Linked DNA regions of Homo sapiens: region 1 is linked to region 2. Evidence: read pairs that join two places in POLR2A ChIA-PET (ENCODE). Cell type or tissue: OCI-LY7. All regions are shown on one strand. Links, peaks and the distances in the headings refer to the core of each region. The heading gives the core; the rest is flanking DNA. Region 1 overlaps FOXP1 (forkhead box P1). Region 2 overlaps FOXP1 (forkhead box P1).

Region 1 (10,825 bases), core at 4,037-6,536, 130 kb after region 2:
CATCTATTAAAATGCTAAATTTAGTAAAGCCCTTTGAGCTTCTTGGATCAAAGCAGCTATGTAAATACTAATAGCAATTACTACTTAAGTAATTGCCTAAATTAAAATTTGAAATATCACATTACATTATGGTGCACTAGGGAAAGGGACAAGAACTCACATTTAATCAGTTCCTTCTCTGTGCCAAGCACTGGCTAGACTTTTGCATATGGAGTGATGTCTCATTTTATCCACCTGACCACTCAGGAAGCAGTAAGGATGATTATACCCATTTTACAGATGAGGAAATCGAATAATAGAAATTAAATAACTAACCCAGGGTCATAGAACTGGTGGTTAGTGGCATATCCAAGATCCAAATTCAGATCTGTGTTTTAGTCTGCAAAATAGTACTTAAAGTTTTCATTCAGCATAGAAGTGAATACTAAATTACGATAAAATGAGTGTCCCTAAAAGATACTTTAAATTTAATTGAAATTCAATTTGACAAAACACGTATTAAGTTAACCTACTGTGTGCAAATCACTGCGTTTAAAAGAAAATACCAGAGTTTTCTCTTTTATGGTGTATATTCATATTTACCAGGCCTTTCATGAAGCGGGATAGGTGGGATTTACAAGCTATAAATCATTTTGGTCTGAAACAGCACATAAAGAACATAAATGAACCTCATGGGGGATTTACACACAGGCAGATCCAAAATAACGTATCCCCACTTTTTTCCTGCCTTATAAATCCTGTGTTTCCTCAATGAACACATCATATGCTTTTTATTTCATTTCAGCTGTCCTCTATAGTCCAAATCAGAAATATTCCCTTTTTTCTCATCCCAGCTTTTTTGCTTTCAGTTCAGCCACCATCATTAGATGTTTTATAACTCGAGTATTTCTCGGATTCATAGCTGTTCTAAGTATTTGTTCCAAGGTGTCCTTAAGCATTTGGTCAAAGATGTTTCCTTAAACCCTGATCAGATGGTGGTTGGGCAGTCTCTGCTTTTTTGAGGTATCATATTAGAAACAGGGGACGCACACTGGGCGCTTTACTCTATGAGGTTTAACCTATGCTCTCTTCAGTCACGATAGTCCTTGCCTCGTTCTCATCATTTATTGACGGAGCCCTGTGTATTACTGTCGCTTGCATTTTCTCCACTCCACAGTTGGCAGTTGCCTTCAAATAACCCCTGAAGGTTTCCGCCTGGCTAGTGTACTTATAGACAGTTTCACTTGATACACAGTCTCTGTTTTTGATTTGTGGCCTCTTGACATGTTGCCATGTATTTGACTATGTAACAATAACATTTGTGTTTACAGGCCTTGTTATTTTCAAAAGGCAAGGAACTTTGAAACATGTACATGTCTAGTGTTGCATTTTTTTTTCTTTTTTAAACTAAATTCTGTGTTTGTGAATAAATGTCAGTGCTCTTGGTTTACTTGCTAAAATTCTAGAAGTTAGTTTTCAGAACTGTTCCAGATACACAAGCCTTTAACTGGTGCATGTTCTGTGATATGTAGGACCTGTTGAAATTTAAGCAGTAAACTCTAGCTCCCATTATTTTGAAGAGTTTTTCCTCATTTCAGTTTTTTTTTTTCCCCAAAAATCAGAGGACAATTTGTATTTATTTTGATTTGAAATACTGAGCAAGCTAGTTATTTTAAATCTTTCTTCCCCGTTAGAGCATTTTGGAGAACCTGTGGTCAAATTCCACCAAATTGTCTTCAAAATTGTTAACTGCTACTTCCTGCCAACATGAGTCAAGGCATTTAAACAATCTATAACACTATAACAGAGCTCGGCAAATTATGGTCAGCCTGCCAAATCCAGCCCACTGCTTCCTTTTGTAAATAAAGTTTTATTGGGACACAGTCACATTCATTTACGTATTGTCTACGGCTACTTTGACACTACAATGGCAAGCTTGAGTAGTGGCAGCAGAAACCATATAGGCTACGAAAACTGAAATATTTACTATCTGACCATTTACAGAAACAGTTGCTGACCCCTGACCTTCACCATTAGCCTGGTGTTTCTCAGATTCCCTGATGATATTTTCATAGGGTATTTGTTAAACACACAGCTTCCTAGGCCTTTCTTCTGAAACCTGGACTTTCTTGGTCTGAGATGGGGTGCAGGAATTTGCATTTGCCCTACATACCCTGGAGTCTTGCTACTCAGAGGCTGCAGACCAGCAGCTCTGCTGTGACCTGGAAGCTTGTTAGAAACTCAGTCTCTGGCCCTGCCCCAGACCTGCATCAGGATCTGCATTGTAACAAGAGCCTCAGGGGTTTGGAATACATGTTCAAGTTTGAGAAGCAATGGAAGCTGTGTGTTTATCACTGAGGTTTTGACACTTGGAAAGAACAGGACTTTTCTCCAGACACTTGATTCACATCCCAGACAGGTTCTCATCAAAAGTCAGGGCTGTAGTTAAGGTGGTCTGGGGAGCAGCCCACTGGGGAGCCACCAGACAGGTTCAGTCCTCAAAACTAGTGACTTGCCATTCTTACGTGAGCCAACAGAGTAGAAATCATATGACTGAAGGGACCAGACCCCATTTGCTTCCTTTCCTTAGGAGCTACCACGAGACCTTGACTTGAGACCCACTCCTTGGCTCTGTGATCACAGGCAAGAGACACAAATTTAAGGTTCTGTTTTGCTCTTGTCAAGGATGAAAGGACCTGACATGTGATGGTGGTGATGAGAATGCAGCTAACATTTATGTAACTCTTACTGTGTGCCAGACACAATGCTCAACAGACTTGACATAGGGCTTGATACTATACTGATTTTCCTATTTTTAATTTTTTTTATTTTTTATTTTTATTTTTTGATTTTCCTATTTAATCCTCATAGTAACCTTATGGGGTATTCTCCCCTTTGTACAGAGGGTGCAGCTGGGGCCCAGAATGATGTTATCGCTTGCACACGTCACATAGCTAGTTAGTGACCATACAGGGACTAGACCTGAGATTTCCCTGACCCTCAGGGACTTGCAGTGACTGCCAGATTCTGGTGGCTCCCAGTGGGCTGCTCCCCAGACCACCTTCACTACAGCCCAGACTTTTGATGAGAATTGGACTACAGAGTGGGTTAAGCTCCGGATCAAGTCCAGATGGTAGCCTCCACTGGTTGTAGCTTGGGGCCAGACCTATCTTTTCAGCAGTAATTTAGAAGAAGCCCCCAGGAAAATCCCCGTTGCCAGTTTCCTTTGCACCCACCTCATCTTTTTGCTGGCAGGGAAGTCAGGAGGTTAGAAACCAGTGACGCACAGTGGAGAATATAGAGGGCGTGCTGGGCATGTCTTGTCAGGTGTAGGGGACCGGAAAGAGGACCAGGTGTGGCTAACTGCAGAGGCCTAAGATACAGGTACTTATTTTTGCTCCAAAGCAGACTCTTGGCAGCATCACCTGTCCCATGTCTATCTGTCGGGGAGGTAACCTACTTAGGGCAAAAGCTGTTCCTGCTGAGGTCAGACAGAAGCACCCTGGGGGCGAATCAGCATTTTGTACCCTAAACATGCTGCCTGTTGTTTGGCAGCCATCGTGCTTTGAAGAACTGTGATGTGTCTGATTGCTTAAAACCAATCACTTTTGGGACTTAGAAGTGGGAGAAAGGATTCTCTCAGGGCCATGTGGCATGGTGCCGTATCACCGCCTGTCATTCACACATGCAGGGAGGGCACCGGGAGAAAATCTTTAAAATATTGGCATGCCATAAGGGAAGGGTTTATGGGTTGTTTTTTTTTTTTTTTTTTTTTTTTTGACTGTTCACTTTGTGGGGTGATTAAACAAAAAAACCTCAGCCATTATTCTCTAACAGCTGTTGTGCCTTACCTCAATAAAGTGCCTTTTACCATAACACAGCATCTTTAGACTCTATAAATCTCTTTCTATTTATTGTGTTTAAATGATAAATGCTTTCCAATAAAATGACATCATGGGTCTGGAGAGTGATGTTCATTTTCTGAGTTACTCTTAAATTTGGTTGATTTGAATTTTTTTATTAGGATGTTGTATAATATGAATCTCAGCCACAGGCTATTCCGTGTCTAATGTGCCAGATTTCCCACCCAAAACCATCTTTGGACCCCCCATTTCTTTCACCTTGTAAGGTAGACATTCTTTTTTGATGCGCCGCTGCCGCTGATACAGGTTCTCTGCCAAATTCCTTTGTTGGCACCCAGGCATTTTGCAAGTATTTGCGCTTGAGTGGAAAGGCCTGTGTCCCCTCCTCCCAATTGTGTCTTAGCTTTCCTTAACATTTATTCCACACCAGGGGTGTGAGGGAAAGCATGTGGCAGGAGAAGAGTGAGAACCAGCCTTTTGGAAACTCTGATGGTATTGTCCATGGTACTCGGTTTTACTCTTTTACCTATAAAAAGTTGTTGTTGAATTGCACACCTTCACCACTTAAATTAGACAGAAGATTTTCTTTGATGGATATTGAAACCAACCAAAAGTGCAAAGGGAAGTCAAGGGCCTTCCCTTTGAGAGGAAAAGGGGCTTGGAAAAGTCCTATTCTTATAATAAATGACAGCTGGGAGTCTTATGCTCTTAAGCCAATACTGGAGCCAGATGAAGGGGGGACCTATGCTGGAGACTTAAGCGGATGTCATGTTCCTTTTCAAGATTTGCAAAGATGCTTTTTTGTGCAGTTATTCTGTTTTATTGCTGTGTTCGCACCAGTGTTACCCCGTGGCCTGGCTCCATAGGTCTTTCCGAGGGAGCTACCTCTCTGCCGACTGGCTCACTGGGGCAATGCAAATGAGTGCGTTAGATATGTACAGCATTCCTGAAGTTCTTTATTCCATACCCCTTTGTAATCAGTCAAGGCCTAAGTATATTATAAACTATATTCTCCTCATTAAAACAATAGTGGAAGCTCACAAAGGGAAATTGTTAATATGTGTTCCAGCTTGTCACTTCTGCCTGTGTGAATAAAGAAGATAACCGTTCCTTTGGGAAACTATTTCGGGAATTGAGCAACAGATACGCTAGCCAGAGAATTCTCTTAACTGTAATTTTCCTTTTTGTGTGTACTCTAAAATAACATCCTGTTGGGCTCCTCAGTGCCACTGCACAGACAGAGCACAATTGCCACAGCCCAGGTGGTGTTAATATGGGACAATCCCCCCGGGCACATGTCGCCAAGAGTTTTACAGCTTGTTCAGTGTCTTCATCCATATGGCAATCTGTCCCATTCACAGGAAGGCATCGGGGCTGCGCCGGGCGGGTACTGCGGTCAATGTAGTGTGAAGAGCAGGCCTCCACTCAGGCAGCCTCTGTTGTGCAGTTTGTTTTATTGTAGATCTGAGTTATGACGCACACACACTCACATGTACTCTCTCAACCAAGAAGAGATGCGAAAATAGCCTTGCTGGCTTCCTTTCCTCCCCCTTTATTTTTTGAAGCACGTGGTTAACTCAGCAGGTACAATTCTAGTGCATGAAACACACTTGGTTCATAGAAAGTCAGTTAAAAACACACATCCACATGGACCTTTCTGGCTGGGTGGTTGTGTGTTAACATAAGGACTCCATACTTGTACTAGGATTCTTCTAGAAATTAGTGGGTTTTGTTGTTCTTGCTCTCTCTTCCCCACCTCTTTTTTTGTTTTTTGTTTGTTTGTTTGTTTGTTTAGCATTTTCCATTGTGAAAACTATTTTGGTTGTCCAGTTTGGATTGTTGGTCTAATATTTGTGGTTTCTAAGTCTTAAAATGAAAGAAGAGAAAGAAAAAAGAAAATCATTATCCGCCTCAGAAATCTGAGAGTAAAACATTGGCTGGAGGTGTGAGAAGTGCAAAGAATCAAGAAAACAGAGATTTCCCAGTGCACAGGGTGAAAAATAGGGACTTTTTAAAAAGACACTTTGGAAAATTCACCAGGAGGCAAAAAGCCTTCTCCATTTATATACCCAAGGCTTGTTCTGCTTTTGTGTAACTATTTGTGTTCTTGTTTGGTAAACAAACAGACCCCATAGCAACTGTAGCTGATGATATTTATACTACCTGTAAGACTTCCCTAAACAAATAGACAGACTTTTATGACCTTCAAATTTCATTCCTTTTATAGTCTTCAAGGAAATCAGTCTAATGGCAAGCCGATCTCTCTCTTTCTCTCCATTGCTTTTTTTACAGTACTTTGAGATATGTCTTTGAAGGAGCTTTTGTGTATTGTGTATTTTACATCTTGGCTGTGAATGTTGAGTGTTTGAAGATGTACTATGGCAGAAGGAAAGAGGAAACCTGAAGTGTTTGTGCAAATGATGTGATATTTGCTTTCAAAGGAGTCATTTTAGTAATCAGTGGAATTCTGGGTCATACATCCAAAAAGCGAACACTCCACCGAAATCATGACCATAGACCTGAGAATCAGGCGGATATCTATGTCTGTGACTCTACTTTCATGTCTGAAATATTGATAGAAACATTGTGGTACATATGAGCCCCTATATTCAACTTAAATTTTTCCATATGAGTCAGATTTATGACAAGAACAAGATGTCTCGTGTTAAAGATCAGTGTGAGAGAAAAATGGCAGTTTACTTTAATTAGAAAAAAATTGACACCAAGAGCTGGAATAATCCAGTGGCGTTTGAATAAATTAGAGGACTGTACAGACAGAAATAAAAAGAAACTCAACAAGGATAAATGGGAAGTTGTCCAAAGTGCAAGAAAAAATGTGTTCCTCAGTGGGACAGAAGTCACAGGACACTTCCAAGGTATATCCATTCAACCAAACTTACCAAGCTCAAACCACAGGCCAGGTGTGGTCCTAGTGTGGGAATGTAGCTGTGAGCTCCACAGCCTGTCCTCAGGGAGCTGACACTGCAGTAGAAGGGAAATAGAACAAACAAATCATTTACACAAGAACGGTTAAGTTCTGGAAACAGAAAAAGTAGGAAAGGGAGTAAGTATTATTTGTGGGGCTGAGGTTACTGTTGGGGTAAGTTGGTCTGGCAAAGCCTGTAGGTGGCCCTGGAACAAACGTGAATAAGAAAGGGAAGACCCCCTCCAATCTAAGGGCACATCAGAAGCAAAGGCCCTGAAGCAGAGGCAGGCATAGAAGATATTTGGCTGCGTTATGGACCATACTGGTTTCATGTCAGGCCACTGTGTTGTTTGGTGGTATTTAGCCTCCTATCAGAACCCAACATGATTATCACAAAGTAGGTGTTTAATAAAATCTGCTGAATTAAAGGTAGAGAAGGGTTTAACCTAGTTAACCCAGTTTAACCTCAAAGACTGGACTGAAGAATGCAGGCTGCTCTACTTAAGTTACTTGAGCTTGGTGTGCCTCAGTTTCCCACCCCTGAATCGGGTATGCTACCAGCCCTTACCTCGTCTTAGATCAAATTGTGAGGATTAAATGAGTTAATATATGTTTTAGTTGCTGAGCACATAGTAGGTCCTCAATAAATATTAACTTATTGTTAATTATTATTAAAGCTATTTATTCATTCATACCACACGTATTGAGCATGTATTATATAATAACTCTGTAGATTCTGGGAATTAAAAGATGACCACAATGTAGTTCTTCCCCTTCAGGAACTCACAGCTAATCAGAAAAACAAACATAGAAACAGACACTTGAAAGTCAATGTATTATTAATAACTATGGTGATAGAAGTATATGCAAAACGTAACAGAGGGCATGACTTGTTAAAAATGGGCCCAGCGTGGTGGCTGATGCCTACAATCCCAGCACTTTGGGAGGCCGAGGCGGGTGGATCACTTGAGGCCAGGAGTTTGAGACCAGCCTGGGCAATATAGTGAGACCCTGTCTCTACAAAAAATATAAAAATTAGCTGAGCATGATGGTGCATGCCTATAATCCCAGCTACTCAGGAGACTGAGGCACAAGAATCACTTGAACCCGGGAGGTAGAGGTTGCAGTGAGCCGAGATCACACCACTGCACTCCAGCCTGGGTGACAGAGCAAGACTCTGTCTCAAAAAAATAAAAAAAAAAGAGCACTAGTGGAACATCATAGTGTGTGTATGTTCCCCCTACATCTGCCTCACATGAGATTTTCTAACACAATGAATGCTGTAAGGGAAAGGTTTTAACTCTCTTGTCCATTGCCACATCCCCATCACCCAGCACAAGCCAGCCTGGCATATAGTAGGCCCTAAATTTCATTGCAGAGACTACATGAAATGTTCAGAAGAAAGTGAACTAATGAGATGTCAAAGGTCAAGAACCCATTAAGAGTACTTCTATACTTGCCACTCTTTGGCCACAGGTGCTGTAAGACAGGGGTCCCCAAACCCCAGTTCACAGACTGGTACTGGTCTATGGTCTGTTAGGAATTAGGGCACACGGCAGGAGGTGAGGCACGTGAGTGAGTGAAGTTCCATCTGTATTTACAGCCGCTCCCCATCGCTCACATTACCACCTGAGCTTCGCCTCCTATCAGATCAGCGAGGCATTAGATTCTCACAGGAGCGTGAATCCTATTGTGAACCACACATGCAAGGAATCTAGGTTGTGTGCTCCTTATGAGAATCTAATGCCCAATGATCTGTCACTGTCTCCCATTACCCCCACATGGGACTGTCTATATTTGTAGGAAAATAAGCTCGGGGCTCCCAACTGATTCTACGTTAGGGTGAGTTGTAAAATTATTTCATTATATGTTACAATGTAATAATAATAGAAATAAATGCATGATAAATATTATGTGCTTGAATCATCCCGAAACTATTCCCTGCCCCCCAGTTCCTGGAAAAATTGTCTTCCATGAAACCAGTCCCTGGTGCCAAAAAGGTTGGCGAGCACTTCTGTAAGAGAACCTGGTTAGCTGTTGTCGATACCTGTAGCTGCTCCAAACCATGAGAAAACTTAAGTTTCTGCTACAAGTACATCTCAATCTTTAGCTTGCCTCAGAATCCCCCTGGAGGAATGGCTAAAATACAGGCTACTGGGCCCCACCCTTAGTGTTTCTGATTCAGTAAATTGGGGTGGGGCCCCCACATTTGCATCTTTTACAAGTTCCAGACCCGTACTCTGAGAACCACTGCCTTACAACGTCCCCACCTGGTATCCTTATGGTGTGGCATTCTACCGAAGTTCAAAGTGACGGATAAGTGATCTGGATTACCATTACTTAGGAAAATACAGGTTTCAGAGCCAAGACTCAACATTTCAGAGAGAAAAATTCTCAAGACTGTGGCCCAATATAAGCTATTTTATGGAGCAAAATTTAAAAAAAAAATTTCAATTTTGGCCTTAATTTCATTCATCAGGGCTCTGGTTTTGTCTTCCTAGATTTTTTGTGTGTGTGCTTCGGTTCTCTGCTCTCACTCTATTCCTTTCATCACCTGAGCTCCTACTGATACGTTAAGGCCCAGATCAAATGTTACAGTACTTTATGTTCCAGCCATCTGTTCAGTTATCACTGTCTCCCCAACTAGAGAATTGGGTAGAACTCTTTCCGAGGATGAGAACTTACTTAAAGTTGCAGTCAATGCCAGTGACCACCAAACTTGATTTTTTACCCATCAGTATAAAAGTGTTGAATGTGTACCCCTACTAAGTATGTTTATTAATTATATACATGTTTCTAATATATATTCCTTATGTTATAAAAATTGGTGGCTAAGAGGGTGAGAAATGTATATATACATTTTCAAGTTCTAATATTAATATGTGTATACAGAAATCTTAATATTGTGACTCATATATGTAATATCAAATCTTAAATATATGATGTAGGTCATATGCATCCCAGTTTTGGAGACTGATCTAAGAACCTAACATGATTATCACAAAGTAGGTGTTTAATTAAATCTGCTGAATTAAATGTAGAGAAGAATTTAACCCAGTGAATGTTAATGAGGCATCTTGTGCTATAGAGAAATAAATGTAATTACATAAAGTAGGGAGTAATTCTAAGGAAATACATAAGCAAGTGCCTGATAGTTTTGAGCCATTTTGTATCTTTGGCTAACTTGTCCCTTCATCTCCTGCTTTCTGGTCTGGCCCTTGTGTATGGTTCTGCTTTTGAAGTATGATGTAACTCTTAGAAATCTTTTGCTGACTTCCATAGCATACTGGGGAGGGGAAGAAAATAAGAATTAATATTGGAACTTTGTTTACGGTCGTTGGTTTTTTTGGGTGTCATTGGTTCCTCTAACATATGGACAAGGTTCCACATAGACCTTGTGACTCACCAGTGCAAACACACTTGCATTGACATAATGAGAATGCCTGCCTAATGGTGTTAATAACTTTTGGATTAGTGATCCCTATGTCTGTATTGACACAGTTGCTCACACCACTTTTTGGAAAGCATTCTGTTTTCTTAACGAGATCCCAGTGTTAATACTGCCAGTGGTAAACTTTTAGTTACAAACTCAGAATAGCCCTTACTGGTGTCAGAAACAAAAGATGGACCTCTGCCTCTTGTTGTTCTTTTCCTTTATTTATTCCTTCACTCATCACCTTGCAAATACAGGCATTTTGTGCTTGTCATCACCTGCTCTGTTTGCGATTGCATTGTGATCCAAGCACACCAACCAGCCTCCAGTACTACAGCTCTGATTCTCTGCTCCGTTCTCCTGCTATGCCACATAAATACTCCTGGCATCTGGGAATCAAGATGGCACATTTTGCCCAGTGTGGCTGGAAAGGGGGGAGATAGGGGAGATTGGTGACATGGTTAGTGATGAAAATAACTGCCAGACTTACTACCTTTCGTGGCACCTAGCCTCAGGTTCTTACCATTGGTAAAGCAGCCAGTTGCTGGTCACATAGATAGCTTACAAATGAGATGCCCTTAAATCTGGAGGAAGAAGCTCTAGTCCTAAAAGCATCAGACACAC
Region 2 (10,825 bases), core at 2,947-5,446:
TGGCTTTCTCTTTGTTCTGTAGGAACATGCTTGCCACTGCTGTGTCAGGAAGCTTGGGCCAAATGGCTGAATGATGAGAGGTCACGTGGAGAGAGAGGAGGGAGGATGAGAAAGAGAAAGAGACAGACAGGAAGAACTGAAGTACCCACATCTTGGAGGCCCAGATGAGCTACCAGCTGAATGCAGCTGCATAAATTACCCCAACCAAAGAATCGCCTAGCTGAGCCCAGCCAATCCCCAGAATTTTGAGAAAAAACAAATTGTTATTTTAAGCCTTCTGCGTTTTAGGATAGTTTGTTACAAAGGAATAGGGAACTGAAGCGGGAACCTTGGAAAGCAAGCCTCAATTTATCCTCCCATTCTTATTCTACATTTTCTTAGACCTTCTAAAATGTCAGGCACGTGTGACTCAGAAACCCACAAAAATGATTAGTGCTTCTCTTTGCTTATGCTATATCTTACTCCTAGAATATGTTTATACTCTATGCTTTGTACCTGGGAAATTCCTTAAGTTCAGTCACTCCCGTCTTTGGTCTTTCCTAAGGCCCCCATGACTCAGTGACTTCTGACCTCTCTCAGGCTTCTGTAGTTCAATCTACATTGGTATGAGGTTGGGGGAAAGATGATCATTAACTATTTGAGCAAGTAACATTCTCTGTGGAGGCCTTCGTTTCTACATTTGTATTAATTATCTGGCTGATTTTTCAAGTCTCAGCCTTCAGTATTCTAGAACAGATGCCCAATAAAATGCTGTGCATTGGTCATGGAATTGTTGATTTATCTGTGCAGTCCCATGAGGTAACCACTAGCCAATGTAGCTATGGAGCACCTGAAATGTGAGTGCAACTGAGGAACTGACTTCTTTATTCTTATTTAATTGTAATTAATTAATTTAAATAGCCACATGTGGCTAGTTGCTACCATTTGGGGTAGTAGGGTTTTAGAATTCTCTGGAACTCAAGTGGAAATATCTGTTTTCACTTAACGCCAACAGTGGTTTATCACTTGATTTTCACAAGATTATCAGCATTTGCTCTTCAGGATCACTTTTCAGGACCACAGATAAACAACCCAGTGGCCAAAGTTTTCCCAGTACCTGACCAGCTCCCTCTTACCTTAAATTTTCTCTTGCATTTAGAATCCTCACCTCCACCTAGAGCCAATGCTGAGACCAGTTATCTCTAGGAGTGTAAATCATCCTTTACCTTTGACCACAGCCCAAACAGAGACCAACAGGCTAGTGTGGAGTTGCAGTGTTTTACAAAACCCCAATAGGCCCAAGTTGGGGAAAAAAAAAAGAAATACATACACGGCAGTGTCAATTGAAAACCAGCCGGGTGGCAAGAACAGCGTGGTGAGGATGGAGCTGCCTTCGGCCCTTTGGTTGATTGGGACACAGTGGAGATACTGCGAAATTACCTTTTTTATTGGTTCTTGAGCCTTCTGCAGTAAATGCCTCTTCTTGAAGGAAGTGAACAGAATCCTTGTGTTCAGCTTGAATTTAGCACATGTGCATGACAGTTCTACACTTAATCTGTAATTCAGCAGAATCAGGACCTGTGGCTGTCTTACATTTGGGCTAATTTTTCTTATGAGCGTAACTGTGTTAATTAGTTCTTCTTTTGCTTATGTTTATTGTCATAAAAAATCAGTGGAAAAGTTGCATCCATTTTATTGTGTTATAAAGTATTATCATTGATAAACCCATTGTGTGTGGATCTTCCTAGATCTTGATTTTTTTTAAACCTCTTGTAAGGTAGGAAATGGAATATTAGTAAAGCCTTCCTGCATTTATGAACCAAAAGTTGAAATATCATAGAAAGGACTGCTGAAGGTCAGTTGGTCTCAACTCCACCTCACTGTACCCAGTAAGGGCTATTTATAATCAAAGAGAATGGGTTATTTGTGTAAAAAGCTCTCCAGGAAGAGAAATTCGCCAGCCTCCCTTGATGAAGCTGGGTCCGGTCAAGGAACTTACTCTTGAATCTTACTCAATTCACTTGCTAGCTCTCTTTCTTCTGCTGCAATTTAAGGCAATTTCCTCTGTCCTCTCTTGTTATAGAAAATAACTTGTTGGCATCTCCTTTGTAATAACCTGTCATATACTTGAAGGCAGTTATTAAGTCACCCCTTAGCCTTCTCTTTTTCAGGCTAAACCATCATAACCCTTTTAACCTTTCCTCGGAGGCTCCATTTTCCATCCTCTTAATCATTTTACTTGCCCTTCTCTGGATTCTCTCCAATCTTTTACAGTTTTCTAAAAACGTGAAATCAGGAAGCAGGTCCTTTATACATTACTCTCAGTTTCTGCTGATTTTCATGCGTTGTTTTTCTTTTAATTTTGAAGTACTTTTCAACTTTTTTTTTTTTTTTTTTTTTTTGAGATAGGGTTCCGCCCTGTCACCTAAGCTGAAGTGCAGTGTTGCAATCATGGCTTACTGCACCTCGACCTCCTGGGCTCCAGGGATTCTCCTACCTCAGCCTCCAGAGTATTTGGGACCAAAGGCATGCGCCATCTTGCCCAGATCATTTTTGTATTGTTTGTAGAGGTAGGGGTCTCCCTATGTTGTCCAGGCTGGTCTCGAACTCCTGGGCTCAAGTGATGACCCACCTTGGCCCCCCAAAGTGCTGGGATTACAGGCATGAGCCACCTTGCTTGGCCCTTTTCAACTGTTTATTTCCACATTCAAGCCAACCTTTGACAACGTAACATATCAGGATTTGTGATCACCATTTACCTTTTTTTTTTTTTTTTTTTGGTCTGTGGGCTGAAAGAGAATTCCAGAGGTCAAATGACTTTACCTTTCAGTCTGTGTTTATCTGTATGTTAATTTGGAGTCCTTTTAGTTTACTTCTGTTATGTTATTTACATGAAGACTTTCTCTGTTGCCTGTACCATATATGAAAAGTTTTAGAGCAGAGCATTCAGCAGACAGTGAAAAGGGAACATGCTTTGATTACTGAGCTCTCATTGGTTTCATGATCCCTGCTCACCCCTGCCTAAATGGCAGTGTCTTTGTCATCCATACCTTAGGATGAGTGCCTCAGAGGGACAGCTCAGGGGCCTCCTAACTTTGTCTGCAACTTGTCTTTCCCTTTCTGCAGGTAAGTGGGTAACATTCCCTGGGCACTATTTATTATATCATCTACTTGTGTCTTCTAACAAGCTCAGGCTCTGCAGTTACCACTTTTATTTATTGATCTACTACCTGACTTCTCCCCTTCAGGCACTCACTCACTCTTTCTGTCTCTCTTCTGTCTTTCTTTTTTCTTTCTTTCCCTTTCTTTCTTTCCCTCCCTCCTTCCCTCCTTCCTTCCTTCCCTGCCTCCCTCCCTCCTTCCCTGCCTCCCTCCCTCCCTCCCTCCCTCCCTCCCTCCCTTCCTTCCTTCCTTCCTTCCTTCTTTCGTCTTACCCTCCCACCCAGGCTGGAGTGCAGTGGTGCAATCTTGGCTCACTGTAACCTCTGCCCTCCAAGCTCAAGCGATCCTCCCGCCTCAGCCTCCCCAGTAGCTGGGACTACAGGCACACACCACCACACCAGGCTAATTTTTGTATCTTCTGATAGAGATGAGGTTTCACCATGTTGGCCTGGCTGGTCTCAAACTCCTGACCTGAGGTGACCTGCTTGCCTCAGCCTCCCAGAGTGCTGGGATTATAGGCATGAGCCACTACTCCTGGCCTCCCTCCACACTTTAGAATAGAAGCTTCATGAGGACAGGCACCTTGACTAGCTTCTTAGCCCAACTTTGTATCACTAGCCTCTAACTAGCAAAGATTTCTTCATGAAAGGCCAGAAAAGAAGTGAAGGAACAACCTGGTATCAGAAGATTTACATACTTAATGCTGTGGGTTCACAGTGTGACATTTGGCAGTACACTGGATATTACTGGCATTCCTTTCCTCTCCTATTTAATCAATAGGTTAAAGGATGTGTTCTAAAAGTTATATAAATCTCTACAACTCTTCACCTTTACAACCATATTCAGATTTAATGATTTGACTTTAATTTTCACCTTTTTGTGGGGCAGGTATGTCGGTAACATTCCAATTTGTATTTAAGAGTCATTTCAGGAGTAAACTTTTTCACACTGCCTTATCTTTTTAATATTTTGGTGTGATTTTGTTCTTGGATCCAAAAGACTATTTTTAAAAAGGCATTCCAAATTTGGAGGCATTCAAGATTGAGAAGTCCTTTCTGTGTTATTCTCTCCTCCATCCCCTCCCTCTCCTGAACCTTCTCAGCAGTCTCTTTTCGTTCTGTGTTCCAACACTCCAAAAACATGTTTGAAAATCTATACCTGTTTGGTTGTCCTATCAACATTCTCCTGGTGGTTTGCCGCCAAGGTTAGATCCAGACCTGAAGCCACTTGATTTAATTAACCTGAGGTGGCATCATCTGCTTTGCTTCTCTGCATTGGAAGTGTATGCTCCTCCACTCTCTTGTGCTTTTCCTGTACCCTCTGAACCAGGCAGTCTTTCTTTTTACTAGGCCTTGAAACTGGCTTTTCTTTAGTCACCTCGTGGTCAGGACATGCACTGTTCACCAGCTTTTCAGTCCTGATTAGCCAGCCTGGCCCAGTGTGGCAGGCAGGACCAATGGTTGCCCAGGTGTGCTGGACCTGAGCAGCCTAGGAGGCCCACCTTCCTTCCTTTTATCTCCTGGACTCCTTGCTGTGTATGGAAGCATGTCAGAATCATAGAGATTTTGTCTTCTTTTTTGCCCATTTCAAAAATTCTAGATGTCCAACTAGCCTTTGGGCACTAAAATCAAGTTCCTTTGGATGATGTTGAATTACCACTCATGCTATGGCCTCTGCCCATTAGAAAAGAGCTTATCCTCTGTTTTCCCCTGCACCATTCCAAGCCCAAATTCTGGCAGGACCCTGAACTCTCCAGGCTTCTGACACCTCTGTGCCTTTGCAAATGCTAGCCTCATTCTGCAAAATACCTTTCTCTTTGCTCACTCTTTTCCCCCCCTCCCAGGCTCATTTAAATTCTTTCATTTTTGGAAAGGCTTTCCCCTCTCCTCCTGTTTGGTGCACCCCTCCATTGAAGCACAAATGCTGCTGGGTTGTAGTTAATGGCTGAATTAAGGCCTTTGAGGCTGGCAATGTTGTATTTACCTCTCTGTGTTCAGTGCTAGATGCTGAGTAGGTGCTGAGTGCATGATGAAAGAAAGTGATACAGGGAAGAAGGTAAGAGAGCAGGAATGAGGAAGAGGACCCATCCTTCATTCCCAGAGCCATGCATCATGGGATCCCCAGGTTACTCACCTTCTCTTGAAAACTTTCACCCCCCCTCCCCCTGGAGCTGGTTCCCTTTTCCTTGTGATGCTTTGCTCTGAAAGATCACTCAGTCGTTCAGCAGTCCTCCTGATTTCTCTCTCAATTAAGTGTTCATCTCTGGGCTGTGTCCTCCCTGCAGGAGAGATTGCTGTCAGACAGGCAATCAGTGAGAACCCCAACTGAGCCCTACCTCCCTTACCAAAGAAGTTCATGGCCAAGCCATTTTTATTTAGCAAATAAGGGCTTGTTTTCCTTGATTGTCCAAAGCACAAGGGGAGAAAAACCACCCATTGGCTTCATGTTTACCTGCACTGCGGGGCTGTCTTGTCTGTTTCAGTTCTGTTTCACATGTGGAGTTTTCACTGATTTCAAGAAGGAATGTATGCATGGAGTTGAGCAGGATACAGTATCCTGAATGAGGGCTGAATGTTCTGCACTAGAAGTGAGCGTATCAAGTCTTTGTAACTAAGAATGTGATGTTAGATTGTAGCTGAGGGGAAGAAACACAAATGGCTTGGGTTGTATCTAAATCCTGGGTCTGCCAGGTGAAAACTTAGATGTTGCTTTCAAATGACACTAATGATTTCTTTCAGTGCTGTTTAGCATGAGTGGTCATTGCAAAGAGCTGTGACCACTGTACTACCCAGTATGGTGGCTACTGGTCCCATGGGGCTCTTGAGCACTTGAAATATGGGTAATCTAAATGGAGATGTGGAAAATACAAACTGGATTTTAAAGACTTAGTAAACTTAGTATTTTGAAAGAGCAAAATAGCCCATTGACAATTTTATGTTGATTATACATACATTAATTTTACTTGTTATCTTTTACCATTTTTAAGTGCAGCTACTAAAAATTTAAAATTCTGTATGTTGCTTACATTATATTGCTCTTGGACAGCACTATACTAAAGGCATAAATGTAAGATTGTGTTTCAGAGGGCACCCGAGCACTGCTTGGTTTATATGTATTTTCTAGGCCTTCCCTTTGGTTCCCTGGTTACCTTTAAAAATACATGTCATGATATAGACATGGCATATCTGAGACAAACCTTGGACTGAGACAAACCTGAGTTTCAATCTCAATTGTTTGTTTGTGGCTTGCCTCTCAGCATCTTAAATTCTCTGAATCTTAAGTTCCTCCACTGTGTAAAAGAAATAATATCCCTCTGACCTCACTGTGGTTAGGCAAGAGACAATGCAGTGATTTTTTCAGTAATATTATGAGACATTTTATTACTATAATTAAATGATTGTATTTTCCCCAGATTGACAAATTCAAATTTTCTATTTTGAAATCTTATTGCAAATGTTAAAAAAACAAACAACCCACCCTTTGGCTCCTGTTATGTTGTCTTCCAGCTGCTAGTAATGGAATTGGGACAGCTAATGTTCCCTGAGAGCCATGGGGAACCAGGCAGTGTGCTTTTCAGGAACTGTCTTACTTTATCCTCACAACAATCCCAAAAGGAAAAACCTAGTTTTATCTCTATTTAATAGCTGCAGTGACTGAGGCACCGCAAGGTTAGGTGACTTGCCCAAGGTCACACAGCGAAGCATTGAGCCCGGGCAGTCCAGCTCTAGAGCCGTGTTCTTTGCCTCCGCCCAATATTGTCCACCAGTGAGGAGAAGACGGAACCAAAGAACCAACAGTGAATGAATACTAACAGGAATCCTGGCTTTCATGGACATCTATTCTTGTGATTTGACAGTGTATATGTGAGATACTTCCTCTTAGAATGCTTTTTCTAATTCATACAGTAGGCTTAAATATGTCATGGTTTTAGAGTTTTCCTTAAGGAATACGTTGATTCCCAGGCACATTACAGTCTGAATCAGTCTTAAGAAATTCCAGGATAGAGGTGGAAGAAGTTTTAGTAAATTGTTGTGCAGCATGGTGACCGCAGTTAATAATAATGTATTATATATTTCAAAATTGCTGAAAGAGGAGATTTCAAATGTTCTCACCACACCCACACACACAAAAAAATGATAAGTAGGTGAGGTGATGGATATATTAACTAGCTTAATTTAATTTTTCTCAAAATATCACATTATATTTCATAAATACATTCAATTATTATTAGTCAATTGCAAAAAAAAAGAAGAAGAAGAAGAAGAAGAATGCAAAGGGGAAAAACAAAATTCCATAGAGTTATATGAGAACAAATAGATTACACAATATCTAGACCACAATAAATGTTTGCTTTGTGTTTGAGGGCCTTGTGTCAATTGTACATAATCACTATGGACCTAGTATGCTACGTGTCATATGTGTATAGTAGGGGCCCAATAAATGTTATTCATTAATGTTTATTGCCGTACCTCTGAAAACACACCTTTAGAAAGGAAAGTATACAGTATTTACAATTTACTGTCATTTATTCCATTAGGTTGTCTGACTTGTGATGTGGAGGTGCTATCTCATCAGGTATGATTGTCTCTTAGAATAATTCCCTTTGATCAGAGTGGAGCTTTGAGTGGATTTATTTTGTTAAGCTGGAATCCACCTCTTTAGGTTAATGTGACACACCTACATACACCCCAGCAGATACAACAGGGCCATTCCATGATGTGTATCTTCAGTTGTCATTTCATGTTTAACCAAGAGGATTAGAAGGCATTGATGTATTAATAGCTTTTTTTTTTTTTTTTCTCAAGCATGGTACTAATTCTTAGGTGGGGTCAAGATGATTGCGGGGGGCAGTGGGGGCAGCCTGTGGTCAACGTTCAAAGCCTTCCAGTCATTTAGAAAGTTGAAATGTGCTTGGTGCTGGGCTAGAATCATTAGGAGGAAATAGCTGCAAACCTGGAAACGTCCCTGGAGAATACTTAATTCAGGAATAAAGGTTTGGATTGATGAGGGCTAAAATAAAACTTGGCAGCGACAGCATTCTAGTAACTTTTAGCCACTTCTCCCCATCTCACTGGGGTATTCCTGCTGGTATATTCACTAGCCTGAGCTCTGCTCCTGAGAGGGCTGCAGGAGCTGGGTGGGTTGGGAGACACAGGTGTGTGGGAGGCGCCTTCACCAAGTGCCGCACAATTGCCGGGTACCCCTCTGTGCCTTTAACTGGTCGGTAAACAGAAAGCAGGATGTGCTTATCTGAATAGTGACAACAGTTGCAAGCACTCAGTCACAAAGTTCAGCATTCTGGCTTTAGATGGACCAGCGTGGGGCTCTGGAAGCTGGTGACTTGGGAGTGCCTGCCGTACACATGGGTGGGGAAGGGATGGAAAGTTTGTCAAGGACTTGCCGAGTTATTAAGCAAAGACTCTGTAAGTGCGTCAGAATGGGAAGGCAGCTCAGAACCTTTCCACTCCACCCTTTTTGTTGTTGGAAATAGGTAAACTGAGGCCAGTGAACAGGAATGTGTATTTCAATAATACCAAAGCTAACTTCTATCACTGTGAGTTGTGTGCCAGGCCCTGGGTTCACTGCCTTCTGAGTGTTGTCTCTTTTAATCTCTGCCACAGCTCTGTGGGGTAAGCACTGGTGTTATACCCATTTTTCAGATAAGGAAACAGAGCCTCAGAGAGTCAGGTTACTTCCTCAAGGTCATAGAACTAGTAAGTCACAGACCTAGGGCACAGGAGCAGGTCTGTGTGGGGGTCAGAGCCACAGCTGTCCCCCACACGCTGGGGGCCTCCTCCACAAAGCGGTTTCAGGTGGGGCTCAGCCCACCTCTGGGGGAACCCATTCATATACTATGCAAGGTTTCACAGGTGTGTGAATTCATTTTCCATTGCTGCGTAATAAATTACCACAAACTTAATAGCTTCAAACAACACATATCTGTCATTCCACAGTTTCTGTGGAGGCCAGGCCTGGTTTTCCTGAGTTCTCTGCTCAGAGTCTCACAAATCTGTACTCAGGGGGTCAGCCTGATTATGGTCCCACCTGAGGCTTGGGATCCCCTTCCAAACTCACTAACTGTTGGTGGAATTCAATTCATGCAGGGAGAGCACTGAGGCTGCAAGCTCATGGAGACCACCCACTGTTTCCTATGTGTGGCCCTCTCCACAACACAGCCCTTTGCTTCTTCAAAACCCAACCAAAGAATCTCTGTCTTCAGGAACAGCCTCCGACCCTCTTTGAAGGGGCTCACCTAATTAGGCCAGGCCCACAGAGGAAAAGCTCTCTTTTGATTAACTCAGAGTCAACTGATTAGGGACTTTATACCTGCAAAATCTCTTTTGCCACACAGCATAACTTAATCAAAGGAATGTATTCCATCCCATTCATGGATCCTGCCCATACTCAAGGGAAGGCCATAATACAAGCATATGGTCATTAGGGGCCATCTTAGTCACTACTGTTCGTGGATTGTTCTCCAGCTTCCTGGAGGAGAGGAGAGCAGGAGACAGAGCTAAGAGTGTTTGTAAAATAGGGCAGTGGGAAAAGGTAGGTCTTGTGAGTAGCAGGCTACTTAAGATGCCTAGTGGGTCTAAATGTCAAATGCTATTGGCAGATTTTCCGTGCAAGGTATGACCAAAAAATAATTATTTCATTAACTTTGTGCAAAAAAAAAAAAAAAAATGTTTTAGACATGCATCCTCTCGACTAAAGGGAGTTCATTTTGCCAAACTACTGGACTTCACACCTGTGTCTTTCTATCTAGTGCAGAGGTGGCTATATCCCTTGCCCTTGAAATGTTCCTTCGTGTTTCTTCCCAAGTGGTTACTTTTACAAACTCCTTAATAAAAAAGAAGGAAGGGACACATTTAGTGGTCTTTGGGCAGGCAGGCAGATGAGCAGCATTCAGAATCTCTTTGTCCTGTTTCCCCACAATCATAAGTGCTCCCCCAATACAACTTTGTTCCCACATTGAACTAGGCAGTGTTCCTATTATATAAATCCTGACGCGCGTAGTGAAAGCTGCCAATTTAACTTATATGGGTGAGAGTCCGGGTCTTCGCAAAAGAAGATCAATAAAATACAGCATGAATGTCCACTCATGACGTGTACCTTGCAAGAACTTGGCTATATTAATCTCTCAAATAAGTCTGTGCTCCCAGGTAGCAGTATTCCCATTTCACAGTTGAGAAGGCTGAGACTCAGATGAGTTAAATAACTGGCTCTTTGTTACATGGTAACAAGGGGCTAAGAAGGAATTTGCACAGGTGTGGTAGGTGCTAAAGCCAGTGCTCTTAAACCAGTAAGGTAAGCAGCTGGAATATTGGCGATAATTTTCAGACTTGGAGCCTACTCTTGACCCCCATATGCCTTCCCTTTGTCTTTCCAGTATTCCAAATATCTTACAATCTAGGAAGTTGAAAGATGGGGACATGGCAACTGGCTTCACAGGGCCAGTATCCTGGGGAATACGAAAAGAGGAAAAAAGAGACCGTAACGGGGTAGACAACAAAACACCGCCATGCCACATACTTAACGTTGAACTAGAGGAAAACTCTATTACAAGCGATACTTCTAATCTGCTTGCGGTAAAGATTCATAACTGGAAAATAAGCATGTGACAGTTCTGCATTTGAGTGTAAACTTAACTCATTAATTTAAATTAGAGTGCTTTTTTTTAACA

Evidence for each region. Peaks named below come from ENCODE experiments on the same cell type or tissue, not always from the same donor. Only the 100,000 strongest peaks of a DNase experiment are listed, where the experiment ranks them.
Region 1: POLR2A ChIA-PET joins it to region 2 with 6 read pairs; 2 of 35 experiments call an interaction of 5 or more read pairs at or near these places.

Annotation. Positions count from the first base shown.
Region 1 is chr3:71,026,536-71,037,360 of GRCh38, reverse strand. The region is part of intron 11 of FOXP1 (forkhead box P1); the gene reads left to right. Among named protein-coding and RNA genes, the nearest start is that of FOXP1-AS1, 260 kb to the left of the region's middle. In OCI-LY7, for the core only: no CTCF peak of the experiment used is centred there; a DNase peak (open chromatin) is centred at 5,330; H3K4me3 peaks cover 853 bases; H3K27ac peaks cover 1,141 bases.
Region 2 is chr3:71,150,661-71,161,485 of GRCh38, reverse strand. The region is part of intron 6 of FOXP1 (forkhead box P1); the gene reads left to right. Among named protein-coding and RNA genes, the nearest start is that of FOXP1-AS1, 130 kb to the left of the region's middle. RefSeq lists an enhancer at 4,101-4,806. In OCI-LY7, for the core only: no CTCF peak of the experiment used is centred there; no DNase peak of the experiment used is centred there.